Regions from separate parts of the Homo sapiens genome. Here region 2 is linked to region 1. A link is an interaction called in ENCODE POLR2A ChIA-PET data of the cell type or tissue named here. Cell type or tissue: A673. All regions are shown on one strand. Each heading gives the region's core, and the rest is flanking DNA. Links, peaks and the distances in the headings are about the cores only.

The links. ChIA-PET counts read pairs that join two places held together with the same protein. Peaks named below come from ENCODE experiments on the same cell type or tissue, not always from the same donor. Only the 100,000 strongest peaks of a DNase experiment are listed, where the experiment ranks them.
Region 2: POLR2A ChIA-PET joins it to region 1 with 9 read pairs; 2 of 35 experiments call an interaction of 5 or more read pairs at or near these places.

Annotation. Positions count from the first base shown.
Region 1 is chr7:129,979,132-129,987,606 of GRCh38, forward strand. It overlaps UBE2H-DT (UBE2H divergent transcript), which reads left to right. Exons shown (of 4, transcript XR_007060520.1): 2 at 3,221-3,459. Among named protein-coding and RNA genes, the nearest start is that of UBE2H-DT, 30 kb to the left of the region's middle. In A673, for the core only: no CTCF peak of the experiment used is centred there; no DNase peak of the experiment used is centred there.
Region 2 is chr7:129,696,678-129,702,914 of GRCh38, forward strand. All of the region lies in intron 5 of NRF1 (nuclear respiratory factor 1), which reads left to right. Among named protein-coding and RNA genes, the nearest start is that of MIR182, 71 kb to the right of the region's middle. In A673, for the core only: no CTCF peak of the experiment used is centred there; no DNase peak of the experiment used is centred there; H3K27ac peaks cover 698 bases.

The DNA of each region.
Region 1 (8,475 bases), core at 1,818-5,817:
GGGTTCAAGCGATTCTTCCACCTCACCCTCCCCAGTAGCTGGGATTACAGGCATTGCCATCATGCCCGGCTAATTTTTGTATATTTTGTAGAGATGGGGTTTCACCATGTTGGCCAGGCTGGTCTCGAACTCCTGACCTCAGGTGATCCACCCGCCTCGGCCTCCCAAAGTGCTGGGATTACAGACATGAGCCACCATGCCCGGCCTTTTTTTTTTTTTTTGAGACGGAGTCTTGCTCTGTTGCTCAGGCTGGAGTGCAGCTGCGCCATCTTGGCTCACTGCAAGCTCCGCCTCCCAGGTTCACGCCATACTCCTGCCTCAGCCTCCCGAGTAACTGGGACTACAGGCGCCCACCACCATGCCCGGCTAATTTTTTGTATTTTTAGTAGAGACGGGGTTTCACCGTGTTAGCCAGGATGGTCTCAATCTCCTGACCTCGTGATCCGCCTGCCTCAGCCTCCCAAAGTGGTAGGATTACAGGCATGAGCCACCATGTCCGGCCTTTCCCATGCATTTCTAATAAGTATTTCAAACTTAACTGTGGTCAAATTAAAACTGTAGACACCCCCTCAAATATGCTCCTCTCTCATCTTCCTTCTCTCCTCTCTCCATGAGCTCAGACCAAACCCCTGACAGTCATTCTTTGTTGAATGAAGGGTAAGTAAGGCACTGATCATACAAGTCCTCTGACACCCACCCTGCAAAATCCCAATCCTAAAACCAAAGTCTGCACACTTCTCTCTGATTCATTCTCTCTCTCTCTCTCTCTCTCTCTCTCTCTCTCTCTCGCTTCAGTCAAACACTAGCTAAGCTGGTACTGCTTTGGATCATTATCAAGCTGAGAAAATAGGCAAGGATGGCTGGGTAAGGCTGAGGCGGGCGGATCACTTGAGGTCAGGAGGTCGAGACCAGCCTGGCCAACATAGTGAAACCGCATCTCTACTAAAAACACAAAAATTAGCTGGGTGTGGTGGCGGTGCCTGTAGTCCTGCTACTCAGGAGGCTGAGGCAGGAGAATCGCTTGAATCCGGGAGGCAGAGGTTGCAGTGAGCCGAGATTGCACCACCGCACTCCATCCTGGGCGACAGAACGAGACTCCGTATCAAAAAAAAGAAAGAAAAGAAAATAGGCAAGGAGACACTCTCTGGTCCTAGTCAGGCAGCTAAGTCACATAGGGCCATGGAATCCTACACAGATACGAACAGTAGAAGCCCCATCTCCCAGTGCTGGCGCCCTAGATGATGATCACAGTATCTCACCTTTGTACAGGATTTTACACACTTTGCAAAGGGTTTTTTGTTTGTTTGTTTGTTTTTGTTTTGTTTTTTGAGACAGAGTTTCGCTCTTGTCACCCAGGCTGGCAAGCAGTGGTGCGATCTCGGCTCACCACAACCTCCGCTTCCCAGGTTCAAGTGATTCTCCTGCCTCAGCCTCCCGAGTAGCTGGGATTACAGGCATGAGCCACCCTGCCTGGCCTACAAGGGACTTTTACAAAGGTTTCCATATTTAATTTTCACAGGAATCCTGTGAAAAAGGCAGAACAGGTGTTATCAATCCTAATGTTTTAGATGAGAGAGAAAGTGAATTGCCCATCACATGCTGTGAGTGACACAGGCAATTAGGGACTGAGCCTACATCTTTTCACTTCAGGCTGCTCCCATCAAGCCACCCCTAACTCAGCAAAGGTGAACAAGGCCGTGATCCAGGCCTCCATTCACTTGATGCCAAGATTCCCATTAAGATAACTATGTACTCAGCTCTTGAAATGTATTTTTTAATTTAATTAAAGGTCAATATATGGTTTTAGAAACATATACAGAGATGACATAAAACTCTGAAATGGAATGCGACAGGGTCAAAAATGTTAAAGTGGAAATATTTGCAACTTTGTTCTCCTCCCATGCTCAATCTAAGAGCTTGAGTCTCAGAATCAGTTGTGTGAGATGGAGCTGTCGCTGGGCGTGGTGGCTTATGCCTATAATCCCAGCACTTTGGGAGGCCGAGGTAGGGTGATCACTTGAGGTCAGGACTTTGAGACCAGCCTGGCCAACGTGGTAAAACCCTGTCTCTACTGAAAATACAAAAATTAGCTGGGAGTGGTGGGCGTGTATCTGTAATCCCAGCTACTCCGGAGGCTAAGGCAGAAGAATCACTTGAACCTGGGAGGCAAAGGTTGCAGTGAGCCAAGATCGTGTCACTGCACTCCAGCCCGGGGGACAGAGCAAGATTCTGTCTTGAAAAAAAGAAAAAAGAAAAAAAGAAAGATGGAACTGTAAGGATGGAAGGAGCTTTATTTCTTTATTTTATTTTAAGTTTTGAGACAGGGTCTCCCTCTATTGCCCAGGCTGAAGTACAGTGGTGTGATCATGGCTCACTGCAGCCAGCTTTAAGCAATCTTTCCACCTCAGCCTCCCGAGCAGCTGGGACTACAGGTGCACGTCATGACACCTGGCTAATTTTTTTTTTTTTTGAGACGCAGTTTCACTCTTGTCACCCAGGCTGAAGTACAATGGCGTGATCTCGGCTCACTGCAACCTCTGCCTCCCAGGTTCAAGCAATTCTCCTGCCTCAGCCTCCCGAGTAGTTGGGATCACAGGCGTGTACCACCACACCTGCCTAATTTTTGTATTTTTAGTAGAGATGGGGTTTCACCATGTTGGCCAGGCTGGTCTCAAACTCCTGAGCCCAGGTGATCCACCCACCTCGGCCTCCCAAAGTGCTGGGATTACAGGCATGAGCCACCATACCTGGACCTCACCTGGCTAATTTTTAAATTTTTTTGTAGAGACAAGGTCCTGCTATGTTGCCCAGGCTGGTCTTGAACTCCTGGCCCCAAGTGATCCTCCCACCTTGGCCTCCCAAAGTGTTGGGATTACAGGTGTGAGCCAGCATGACTGGCCCAGAAGGAGCTCAGAGAAGGCATGAGGAGAGGGGAGGAGAGGGAGGTCAGGAGGATACCTCTTCCACAGGGAGGCACAAAGGTGGGAGCAGCGGGTGCCCTAGGACTAAACAGCTGGCCTGGCATGTGGGTGGAGCAATGCTCCTTTCCGTCTCCCAGCTTGTCTGGAGAACCTGATTTAAAAGCTGCTAGAGCCTCCTTTCAGGTCCAGGTATGTGTGTGTGAGAGAGAGAATTCCACGGGGGCGGAGGAGGTGGGAGAATAAAGTCAGTCACGGTGGAACTTCTGCCCAAGCAGAGACATCTTCATGGTGGATTTCAGAGAGGCAAGAGGGAGGCACCTGCAAGCTTCAAGAGCAGCTGGAGGAAGAGTAAATTAGAGTCCCAGCCACCCCCACATCTATCTTCTACACCTGCTCCTTCATTTTCCTTTCTCTGGAGGGCTGAGAGAGATTTACTGGTCAAAAGGAAGAGCTCCTCACTTCGGGTTCAGGAATCTTACTGAAGGAAATGAAATGGTCACAGAAAGAAGAGTCACTCGGGTAATTTGGGATGTTATGAGTAAGTACCATAAGTTGATTGAGCAGAAAAGACTCAAAGACGGGGGTAGATTTTTTTTTTTTTTTTTTGAAACGGAGTCTTGCTCTTATTGCCCAGGCTGGAGTGCAATGGCACGATCTCGGCTCACTGTAACCTCCATCTCCCGGGTTCAAGCTATTCTCCTGCCTCAGCCTCCGGAGTAGCTGGGATTATAGGCATGCACCACCACGTCTGGCTAATTTTTGTATTTTTAGTAGAGATGGATTTTCACCATGTTGGTCAGGCTGGTCTCAAACTCCTGACCTTGTAATCCACCCACCTCAGCCTCCCAAAGTGCTGGGATTACAGGCGTGAGCCACTATGCCCAGCCATTCATTTTTATTTTTATTATTTTTTGATTTAGAGTATTGCTCATTGCCTAGGCTGGAGTGCAGTGGCACAATCATAGCTCACTACAGCTTCAAACTCCTGGGCTCAAGTGATCCTCTTGCCTCAGCCTCCGAGTAGGTAGAACTACAGGTCAGTTACCACACCTGCTAATTTTTTTTTTTTTTTTTTTTTTTTTTGAGACGGAGTTGCTGTTCACTGCAACCTCTGCCTCCCTGGTTTAAGTGATTCTCCTACCTCAGCCTCCCAAGTAGCTGGGATCACAGGCATGTGCCACCACGCCCGGCTAATTTTTGTATTTTTGGTAGGGACAGGGTTTCACCATGTTGGTCAGGCTGGTCTCGAACTCCCGACCTCAGGTGATCCACTTGCCTCGGCCTCCCAATATGCTGGGATTACAGGCATGAGCCACCGTGCCCGGCCATGTTGGGGTAGATTTTGAAAAAAAAAATAAATAAGGGATACTGGATCATAATTCCACCTGGGCAGAGACCACAGTTCTAGGTCCAGATATCAGTCTAAAGTGGGATACAACCCCGGAAGGCATCAAGGCAGCCAGTCCTGGTTACACTGAGAGGATAATTGGGTTACAGCATCTTGGCTGGGCACGGTGGCTCACGCCTGTAATCCCAGCACTTTGGGAGGCTAAGGCAGGCGGATCACTTGAGCCCAGGGGTTCGAGACCAGTGTGGCCAACATGGCGAAACCCTGTCTCTAAAAAGATACAAAAATTAGCTTGGTGTAGTGGCATGCGCCTATAGTCCCAGCTACTTGGGAGGCTGAGTGGGAGGATTACTTGAGCCTAGGAGGTAGAGGTTGCTGTCAGCTGAGACGGTGCCACTGCACTCCAGCCTGGGTGACAGAATTAGACCCTGTCTAAAAAAAAAAAAAAAAAAAAAAAGTTATAGCATCTTTACTGAACATGTTTGAGAGACTAAAGTAGGGCAGAGGATGAAGGGAAAGACTTCTCTCCTGAGCTCTAGGTCCACATTTCCAACTGTCTGTTAGAAATCTCCAAACCCCATCTCTAGAAAGATCATAAGCTTGGTAGTAGGGTAAAGGTTAGATCAGAGGGGAGCTTGGAGGAAAAAGTGTCAGTTAGCTGCTATCACAGCTGAGATTCAGGCAAGAGGTAAATACAATCTGAATCAGGCTGGCAGGAGAGAGTCTTGCAAGACATTCTCCAGGTGGAATCCGTGGTACTTGATAACTGATTGGGGTGAGGCAGAGGGAAGAGGCTTTCCAACCTGGGTGAGTGGGAGGGTGGGATGCTGTGAACACGAACAGGGGACACAGTGGAGAAGGAGCAGCCTTGAGAGGAAAATGTGGGATGAGGTGTTGAGCATATTGTGTTTGGAGATTTTTCTTTTTCTTTTATTCTTTTTTTTTTTTTTGAGACGGAGTTTTGCTCTTGTATCCTAGGCTGGAGTGCAGTGGTGCAATCTCGGCTCACTGCAACCTCTGCCTCCTGGATTTAAGCGATTCTCCCACCTCAGCCTGCCGAATAGCTGGGACTACAGGCGTGCACCAACATGCCCAGCTAATTTTTTGTATTTTTAGTAGAGGTGGGGTTTCGCCATGTTGGCCAGGCTGATTTCGAACTCCTGACCTCAGGTGATCCATCCACCTCGGCCTCCCAAAGTGCTCGGATTACAGGTGTGAGTCACCATGTCTGGCCAGTATTGTTTTGGGTGGAATTTGGATCATTGCCAATTTTTTGCTCCTAGGAACAATGTGATCATGACTGTTCCTATATACATGGTCTGGTGCGAGTGTATATTAGTTTCTCTGGATGTATACCTAGGACTGGAATTGCTGGATTCCAGGATATGAACATGTTCAAGTTGACTAGGTAAAGTTATTTTTTAGAAGTGATTGTACCCATGTACCAGTGAAATTTACCTTTTTTGCTCTATTTTTTACTACTTTCATAATGAAAATATAAATGCATATTTTAATAGACAAATGAGATTATATCAAACCAAAAAACTTCTGTATAGCAAAGGAAATAACAGAGTAAAGAGACAACCTGCAGAATGAGAGAAAATATTTGCAAACTACTTATCCAACAAGGGATTAATATCCAGAATAGGGCTAGGCAGGGTGATTCACACCTGTAATCTCAGCACGTTAGGAGACCAAGGCAGGAGGATCACTTGAGATCAGGAGTTTGAGACCAGCCTGGGCAATGTGGCAAGATCCTGTCGTCTCTATTTTTGTTTGTTTGTTTGTTTTGAGATGGAGTTTTGCTCTTGTCACTCAGGCTGGATTGCAGTGGCATGATCTCAGCTCACTGCAACCTCCACTTCCTGGGTTCAAGCGATTTTCCTGCCTCAGCCTCCTGAGTAGCTGGGATTACAGGCATGCGCCACCACACCTGGCTAATTTTGTATTTTCAGTAGAGACAGCATTTCACCATGTTGGTCAGACTGGTCTCGAACTCCTGACCTCAGGTGATCCGCCTGCCTCGGCCTCCCAAAGTGTTCAGATTACAAGCATGAGCCACTGCACCCAGCCTTCCTGTCTCTGTTTTTAAAAAAGAAAAGAAAATGGAAAATTAGCTAAATAGACATCTCTCAAAAGAAGACACACAAATGGCCAACAGGTATATGAAAAAATCGTGATCACTAATATTCTGGGAAATGCGAATCAAAACCACAATGAGATATCTTTTTTTTTTTTTTTTTTTTTGAGATGGAGTCTCGCTGTGTCACCCAGGCTGCAGTGCAGTGGCACGATCTCGGCTAACTGCAACCTCCACCTCCTGGGTTCAAGAAATTCTCCTGCCTCAGCCTCCTGAGTAGCTGGGATTACAGGCTCCTGCCACCACACCCGGCTAATTTTTGTATTTTTAGTAAAGATGGTTTTTCGCCATGTTGGCCAGGCTGGTCTCAAACTCCTCACCTCAGGTGATCCACCTGCTTCAGCTTCCCAAAGTGTTGGGATTACAGGCATGAGCCACCACGTCCGGCTGAGATACCATTTTGTCCTAGTTAGAATGGTTATCAAAAAGCAAAAAAATAACAAATGCTGGTGAGGATGCAGAGAAAGGGGAGCTCTTATATATTATTGGTAGGAATGTAAATCAGTACAGCCATACTGGAAAACAGTATGGAGATTTCCCAAAATAGAACTACCATATGATCTAGCAATCCCACTACCAGTTATATATCCAAACTAAAGGAAATAAGCATGTCAAAAGGATTCTGCATCCCCATGTTTACTGCGGTACTATTCACAATAGCCAAGATATAAAATCAACCTTAGTGTCCATCAGTGGATAAAGAAAATAAGGCGTATATATATACATGATGGAATGCTATTTAGCAATTAAAAAGAAAACAATTCTGCCATTTGTGGCAACATGAATGAGCTTGGAGGACATGATGTTAAGTGAAATAAGTCAGGCACAAAAAGATAAATATTGCATGTTCTTATGTGGGAACTGAAAAAGTCGATTCTCTCTAGAAGTAGAGAGTAGAATAGTTGGGGAGGAGAGTTAGCCAAAGGTTTGTTAACAGATACAAAAGCACAGCTAGGTAGGAGGAATAGGTTCTAGTGTTCTATAGCACTGATGGGTGACTGTATTTAACACCAATTTTTTTTTATTTTTTGAGATGGAGTTTTGCTCTTGTCGCCCAGACTGGAGTGCATGTTGGCCAGGCTGGTCTCGAACTCCTGACTTCCGGTGATCTACCCGCCTCGGCCACCCAAAGTGCTGAGATTACAGGTGTGAGCCACTGCGCCTGGCCTAACACCAATTTATTGTATGTTTTCTTTCTTTCTTTTTTTTTTTTCTGAGTCAGGGTCTCGCTCTGTTGCCCAGGCTGCAGTGTAGTAATGCCATCATGACTCACTGCAGTCTTAATCTCCTGGGCTCAAGTGATCTTCCCGCTTTGGCCTACCAATGTTCTGGTATTACAGGTGAGAGCCATCGTGCCTGACCTATTGTATATTTTCTTTTTCTTTTTTTTTTGTTTTTGAGATGAAGTCTTGCTCTCTCACCCAGGATGGAATGCAGTGGCACCATCTCGGCTCACTGCAAGCGCCGCCCTCTGGGTTCATGCCATTCTCCTGCCTCAGCCTCCCGAGTAGCTGGGACTACAGGTGCCCGCCACCACGCCCAGCTAATTTTTTTTTTTGTATTTTTAGTAGAGATGGGGTTTCACCGTGTTAGCCAGAGGGTCTGTTTGGACCCTCAGTCTCCTGATTGAGATTGAGATGGCCTCAATCTCCTGATCTTGTGATCCGCCCGCCTCGGCCTCCCAAAGTGCTGGGATTGTAGGCGTGAGCCACTGTGCCCGGCTGTACCTATTATATTTTCAAACAACTAGAAGAGTAGATTTTGAACATACTCAACACAAAGAAATGATAAATGTTTGAGGTGATGTTGTTGTATCAAACCCCCATTGACTCCCATGGGAAAGGCACCAGGTTCAAGAGGCCAAAGAAGAGACCCAGAGCCAGCAAAGGAGACATAGGGTTTTACTGGGGGCTACATATGGGGAAGAGAGTTCAGGGTCAAAGGGCTGGACAGAAGAACCACTCGCAAAAAGCATGCAGTTTATGGCCAGGCGCAGTGGCTCACGCCTGTAATCCCAGCACTTTGGGAAGCCAAGATGGGTGGATCACTTCAGGTCAGGAGTTTCA
Region 2 (6,237 bases), core at 1-4,000, 280 kb before region 1:
CTGCACTTAATGGTATAGAGATAACTTGATATTGATGACCCTAACTTAGAAATCTATATAGGATCCTAAGATACATTCTGAATCATCTAAAGAGAGTAAATTATATTCAATATTGTTCTAATATTATGTGTTGCACTATTTTGTATCTTTATAAATGAGAAGGTTAGCATGATTTATTGGAAAGAATACTAACTCAGAGTGAGAAGATCTATTCTCTAGTCTCAATTCTACTACATATAACCATGGTTCTCACTTTCATCTTCTGATGAAATATATGCCCTCCTACCTTAAGGAGTTAGAGGAAGAAAAATAAAATTTGGTGTAGGAAAATGTTTTGAAAACTAAAGCATCACACCAAGGTATTATTACTAATTATTAATGTTAATTATATGTATTGCCTATATTCATTTTTGAATAACCTGAACATACCATCTCTCAGCCATGCTTTATTAGAGAAAGTTCATGAACCAAGAATTTTAATTTTTCTCAACAATTAAGTGAGACAACACAGGTGGCTTTTTTTTTCTTTTCCCTGGTGTCTACGAAAACAAAATATTTTTCAGATTGAAAATTGAGGCATAAATAGCCGGGCGCGGTGGCTCACGCATGTAATCCCAGCACTTTGGGAGGCTGAGGTGGGCAGATCATGAGGTCAGGAGATCGAGACCATCCTGGCTAACATGGTGAAACCCCGTCTCCACTAAAAATTTAAAAAAAAAAATCAGCCCGGTGTGCTGGCACATGCCTGTAGTCCCAGCTACTTGGGAGGGCGAGACAGGAGAATCGCTTGAACCCGGGAGGCGGAGGTTGCAGTGAGCCGAGATCACACCACTGCACTCCAGCTTGGGCGACAGAGTGAGACGCAGTCTCAAAAAAAAAAAAAATTGAGGCATAAATAGAAAATGAAATTTATGAAGCAAGCTAGTGACAGATAGAACTTAGGGCTGCATTCATATTGCCAGTGCTTTTTAAAAAATCTTTTTTGTATAAAACTGTATTGTGTTCATTATTCAGATTGACTCTTTCAGCTAGTCTGCACTAAACATTTACTTTTTTTGTTTTTGTTTTTGTTTTTGAGACAGAGTCTCACTCTGTTGCCCAGGCTGGAGTGAAATGGTGCGATCTCAGCTCACTGCAACCTCCACCTCCTGGGTTCAAGCGATTCTCCTGCCTCAGCCTCCCCAGTAGCTTGGATTACAGGCGGACGCCACCACGCTAGGTTAATTTTTTGTATTTTTAGTAGAGAAGGGGTTTCACCATGTCAGGCTGGTCTCGAACTGCTGAGCTCAGGCAATCTGCCGGTCTTGGCCTTCCAAAGTTTTAGGATTACAGGTGTGAGCCACTGCACCCAGCCAACATTTACTTTTTAAAAGAATTTTTTACTTGCCCCAAAACTCTCAAACTTGTCTCCTACACATATAAAAATTGTACATAGCAATGTCTGCAGTTCTGTGAGAACTAAATGCTCTGTTCTTTTAGGAAGCAGCTCTCTTGGTTTTTGTCTTTTGTCTTTTTTGTTTTGTTGAAAGCATGATTCTTTATTAGTAAATAGGATGTTTTACCTGGAAAGTTTCTGTTTTTATTATTATAACTATATTAAAGTTTTTAGTCTCTTCTTTTGGTGCCATGACTTGGATTATAGTCCTCATTTTGGCAGGGGGGTGGGGGGTGGGTCTGCACGTTAGAAAACTACATAGCTCTATGATATTTTTAGTTATTAAAATGAAAATTTGGATTTCTAGGCACCTTTAAGAATAGTGGCTGGAACTTATTCTATACTTACTCCATATCTATTTTAGAATTGGAGGAGGTTGAGATAAAGCTTAGCAAAAGGGATCCTTAGTTTGGGGTAGGTTCTGTAACCCCAGAATTCATTTACAATGAAGTCTCCTTTTTCAGATTTTGAAAGTCAGGTTAGTAAATTTCTTTTAGGATACTACAGACCAGGGCCTAGTGGATGGGCTAAGTCAGTTCCTCTCAAACTTCAGAGTGTGCAGCAGTCACCTGAGAAGTGGTGTTCAAATGCAGATTAGGAATCAGTAGGTCTGGAATGGGCCTGAGGTTCTGCCTTGCTGGTGAGCCCCCAGGTGATGCCAATGCTGCTGTTTCTCAGACTATGCTTTGAATTCAAGGAATTGCATAGCTTCTTGCAGAGTCTTTAAGCAATAATTATGATTTTGCTAGTGGAAAATCAGTTCTGCTCTTTACCAGACTTGGGTCCTGTAGGCATCTCTTGTTCTTGGGAGGTGGTAAATCTCTTTGGAATCTGTATTAGAAGACATCCAGGCAAAGATATAATTATAGAAGAATCATCACTGGAAAGACCTGGGCGGTATTATTGATTAAAATCCACTCTTCTTTCCCTTCTCCCTTCCCTCACCTTCCTTGAACTTACTGCCCTCCTCTTACTGTCATTGGGGCAATCTTTGTTGCTTTAATATTCCCGTGGCATGATGATGCAACAGGATAGTAATTTACAGCAGTTTCAGGTAAACCTTCTGAAATGTTCAGCAGAGTGGTTGCTTCATTAGGAAGGAGTTATTCACACGGCTTTTGAGATGTTTTACTTACAAAACAGTCAGTCAGTTATCTGCTTAGGTTTTTTGAGAGTTTTGTTCTGTTTTGAAAAAACATTGGTCTCACCTCTTCTACCCAAAGAGTAGAAAACATTATGCTAAGTGAAATAAGCCAGACACAGAAGGAAAATATTGGGTTTCTAGAGTTGGCAAAATGATAAAGATAGAAAATAGAAGTGGCTGGGCATGATGGCTCATGCCTGTAATACCAACACTTTAGAAGGCCAAGGCAAGCGGATCACTTGAGGTCTGGAGTTTGAGACCAGCCTCATCAACATGGTGAAACCCCGTCTCTACTAAAAATTTTTTTGTATTATTTACAAAAAAATTAGCCAGGTATGATGGCAGGTGCCTGCAATCCTAGCTACTGGGGACGCTGAGGCAGGAGAATAGCTTGAACCCAGGAGGTAAAGGTTGTAGTGAGCCGAGATCGCGCCACTGCACTCCAGCCTGGGTGACAGAGAGAGACTCCATCTCAAAAAAAAAGAAAAAAAAAGAAAGAAAATATAAGTTACCAGGGACCATGGGGAGGTAGAAGTCAGGAGTTATCGTTTTAATGGGCACAGAATTTGTTTGAGATGATAATTTTAAAGTTCTAGAAATAGGCCGGGCGCAGTGGCTCATGCCTGTAATCCCAGCACTTTGGGAGGCCAAGGCGGGCAGATCACGAGGTCAGGAGTTTGAGACCAGCCTGACCAACATAGTGAAACCCCGTCTCCACTAAAAAAAAAAAAAAATTTAGCCGGGCATGGTGGCAGGTGTCTGTAATCCCAGCTACTCGGGAGGCTGGGGCAGGAGAATCGCTTGAACCTAGGAGGTGGAGGTTGCAGTGAGCTGAGATGGCACCATTGCACTCCAGCCTGAGAGACAGTGTGAGACTCCATCTCAAAAAAAAAAAAGTCCTAGAAATAATTATGATGGTTATACAACATTGTGAACATATTTAGTGCCACTAAATGGTACATGTTAAAATGATAATGTTATGTTATGTGTATTTTGCCATTATTTTACAAAATTTTTTTGAAAAGGGCTGGATAAAAAGTATTTTAGTTTGGTGGTTCTCAAAATTGGCTGCATAGTAGAGTCACCTAGGGAACTTAAAATCCTAGTGCCCCGGCCACACTCCAGACCAATTAAGTCATAGTCTTCAGGGATGGATCTAGGCATCTGCAATGTTTAAACTCTCCAAGTGATTCCAGCATGCAGGCAACTTTGAGAACCACTATGATGGATCACAATTCCAAACTGCTTCTCCATACTGTAGTGTCAGAATTTACTGGCAAAGCAGGCTCTTCTTACTGTCTGAAATTATCAAAAAATGTTTACATATATGATGTCTTTCCATGTTTAGTAGGCATAATGAAATTAAGAGAATATATATGGGCCAGATGTGGTGGCCCATGCCTGTAATCCCAGCACTTTGGGAGGTCGAGGTAGGCGGATGGTTTGAGGCCAGGAGTTTTGAGACAACCTGGGCAACACAGCAAGACCTCATCTCTACTAAAAATTTAAAAATTAGCCAGGCATGGTGGTGCATCCATAGTCCCACCTACTCAGGAGGCTGAGGTGGTAGGATCACTTGAGCCCAGGAGTTCAAGGCTGCAGTGAGCCATGATCATGCCACTGTACTTCAGCCTGAGCAAAAGAGCGAGACCCTGTCTCAAAAAAGAAAGGAAAAGAAAGAGAGAATATATACGTAACAAATAAAAACACTGGATGTGTTCTTAAATAGAACATGGCATATTGTGAGTAAAGAATAAGGGTATATTCAGAAATACTAAAGAGAAGAAAATAGCCATATAAATTACTTACATAGGATACAACTTGACTAAGGAAATATTTACATTTATATGACAATTAATATCCAGAGCAGATTAATATTTTCTTCATATTCATAAGAAAAAGATAATTAGAAAAATAAGCAAACATTATAAGCAGTTCACAGAAAGGAAAAATAACCAGTAAATATATAAAAAGATTGTCAACTCACTAGTAATGGAAATTAAAATAAGAAAACATTTCCCCCATATCAGATGAGCCAAAATAAGAAAACTTGATAATAAGGCTGGGTGCAGTGGCTCATGCCTGTATCCCAGCACTTTGGGAGGCTGAGGTGGGTGGATCACTTGAGGTCAGGAGTTCAAGACCAGCCTGGCCAACATGGTGAAACCCCGTCTCTACTAAAAATACAAAACAATTAGCCGGCCATGGTAACGCATGCCTGTAGTCCCAACTACAGGTTGAGGCAGGAGAATCACTTGAACCCGGGAGGTGGAGGTTGCAGTGAGCCGAGACCACACCACTGCACTCCAGCCTGGGTGATGAGTGAGGCTGTCTCAAAAAAAAAAAAGAAAAAGAAAAAAAAAAGAGAGAAAACTTGGTAATAAAATGTGGAAGAGGATGAATGGGTATTGTCTGGTACTCTTAGTGACAGTGGGATTGGCAAAGTCTTTCTGGAGGACAATTTGGCAGTGTGTTAAAATGTTAAATCCATATACCCTTTAATCAGCAATTCCACTTTTCTGAATTTCTGCTAAACTGATTTCATAAACTGTAAGCAATCTAAATGTTTATCAGTAGGGGAATGGCTAAATAAAATGGAAATTCTATACCATGGATACTAGGCAACTGTTTTTAAAAATTAGATTATTCTAGTTGCACTACCATGAGAAGATCTCTATGACAAAATGTTGAGTGGAAAAAACAAGTTATAAAATAGTGTACAATATGGTACCATTTGTGTTTTTCTTTAATCACATAAAACTGCCTTTCTAGCATGTATTTATGTAAATGTATAGAATTTGGCCTAGAAGGAAGGCTGTTCATCAAGCCCATGCCTCTGGATAGGAGACTGGATTGAGGGAGGATACATGGCAAAGAGGACTTTGACTTTATCTATATTATTTACATTTTTGTACAGAAGAGTACAACAAGCATAAGGTAACAGAAACTAACCAAACTGTCTCCTTCAAAGAGAAGGTAGGACTTTAAGAGCATTTTGATTAAAAAGAGAGAGAAAGTTTGATAGGTTGGGGGTGCCGAGATACAGAAGCAGAAGTCTTGCCTTGAGAGAGGAGTCTAAATGAGTGTCTCCATTGACTGGCCTTCAAATTCACTAATTCTGAAGTTACGTTGATCTTTTCTCCAAACTTGCTCTTGTGGTTTCTATGGGAATGTGTTTTTAGGGAAAATGAGATTAAGAGAAGCCAGTGTTTTGCTTGGCACTACTAGGGAGTGGTGTTTCTGATAATAACCACCATAGTCATCTCTCTGAACAGAGATCAGTACTACAAATAATTCCCAATATAGGGCAAATGAATCACTTTGCTTTAGCTCTTTAATGCCCTTTAAATATCCATTCAAATAAAATTGGGTCTGTCAGCCTGGACGGTAATAATTTTAAGTTAAAGTAATGTTGCCACAGTCTGAAAAATCTCCATTTTTCCTTCCCTGCTACATTCCTGTTTTCTGTAGGCTATACAAACATAACCTTTCAACATGGTTTGCTTTCAACTGCCTTCTCTTTAAATTTATTATGTATTCTCTGACCTCTTCAGTAGAGGTGGAGTTGGCAGATATGTTGGTCTGAAAGACCTTTTCTTGGTAATTGAGCCTAAATGGACATCAGGAGCCTCAAAATCCCTAGACTCAGATAAATGCA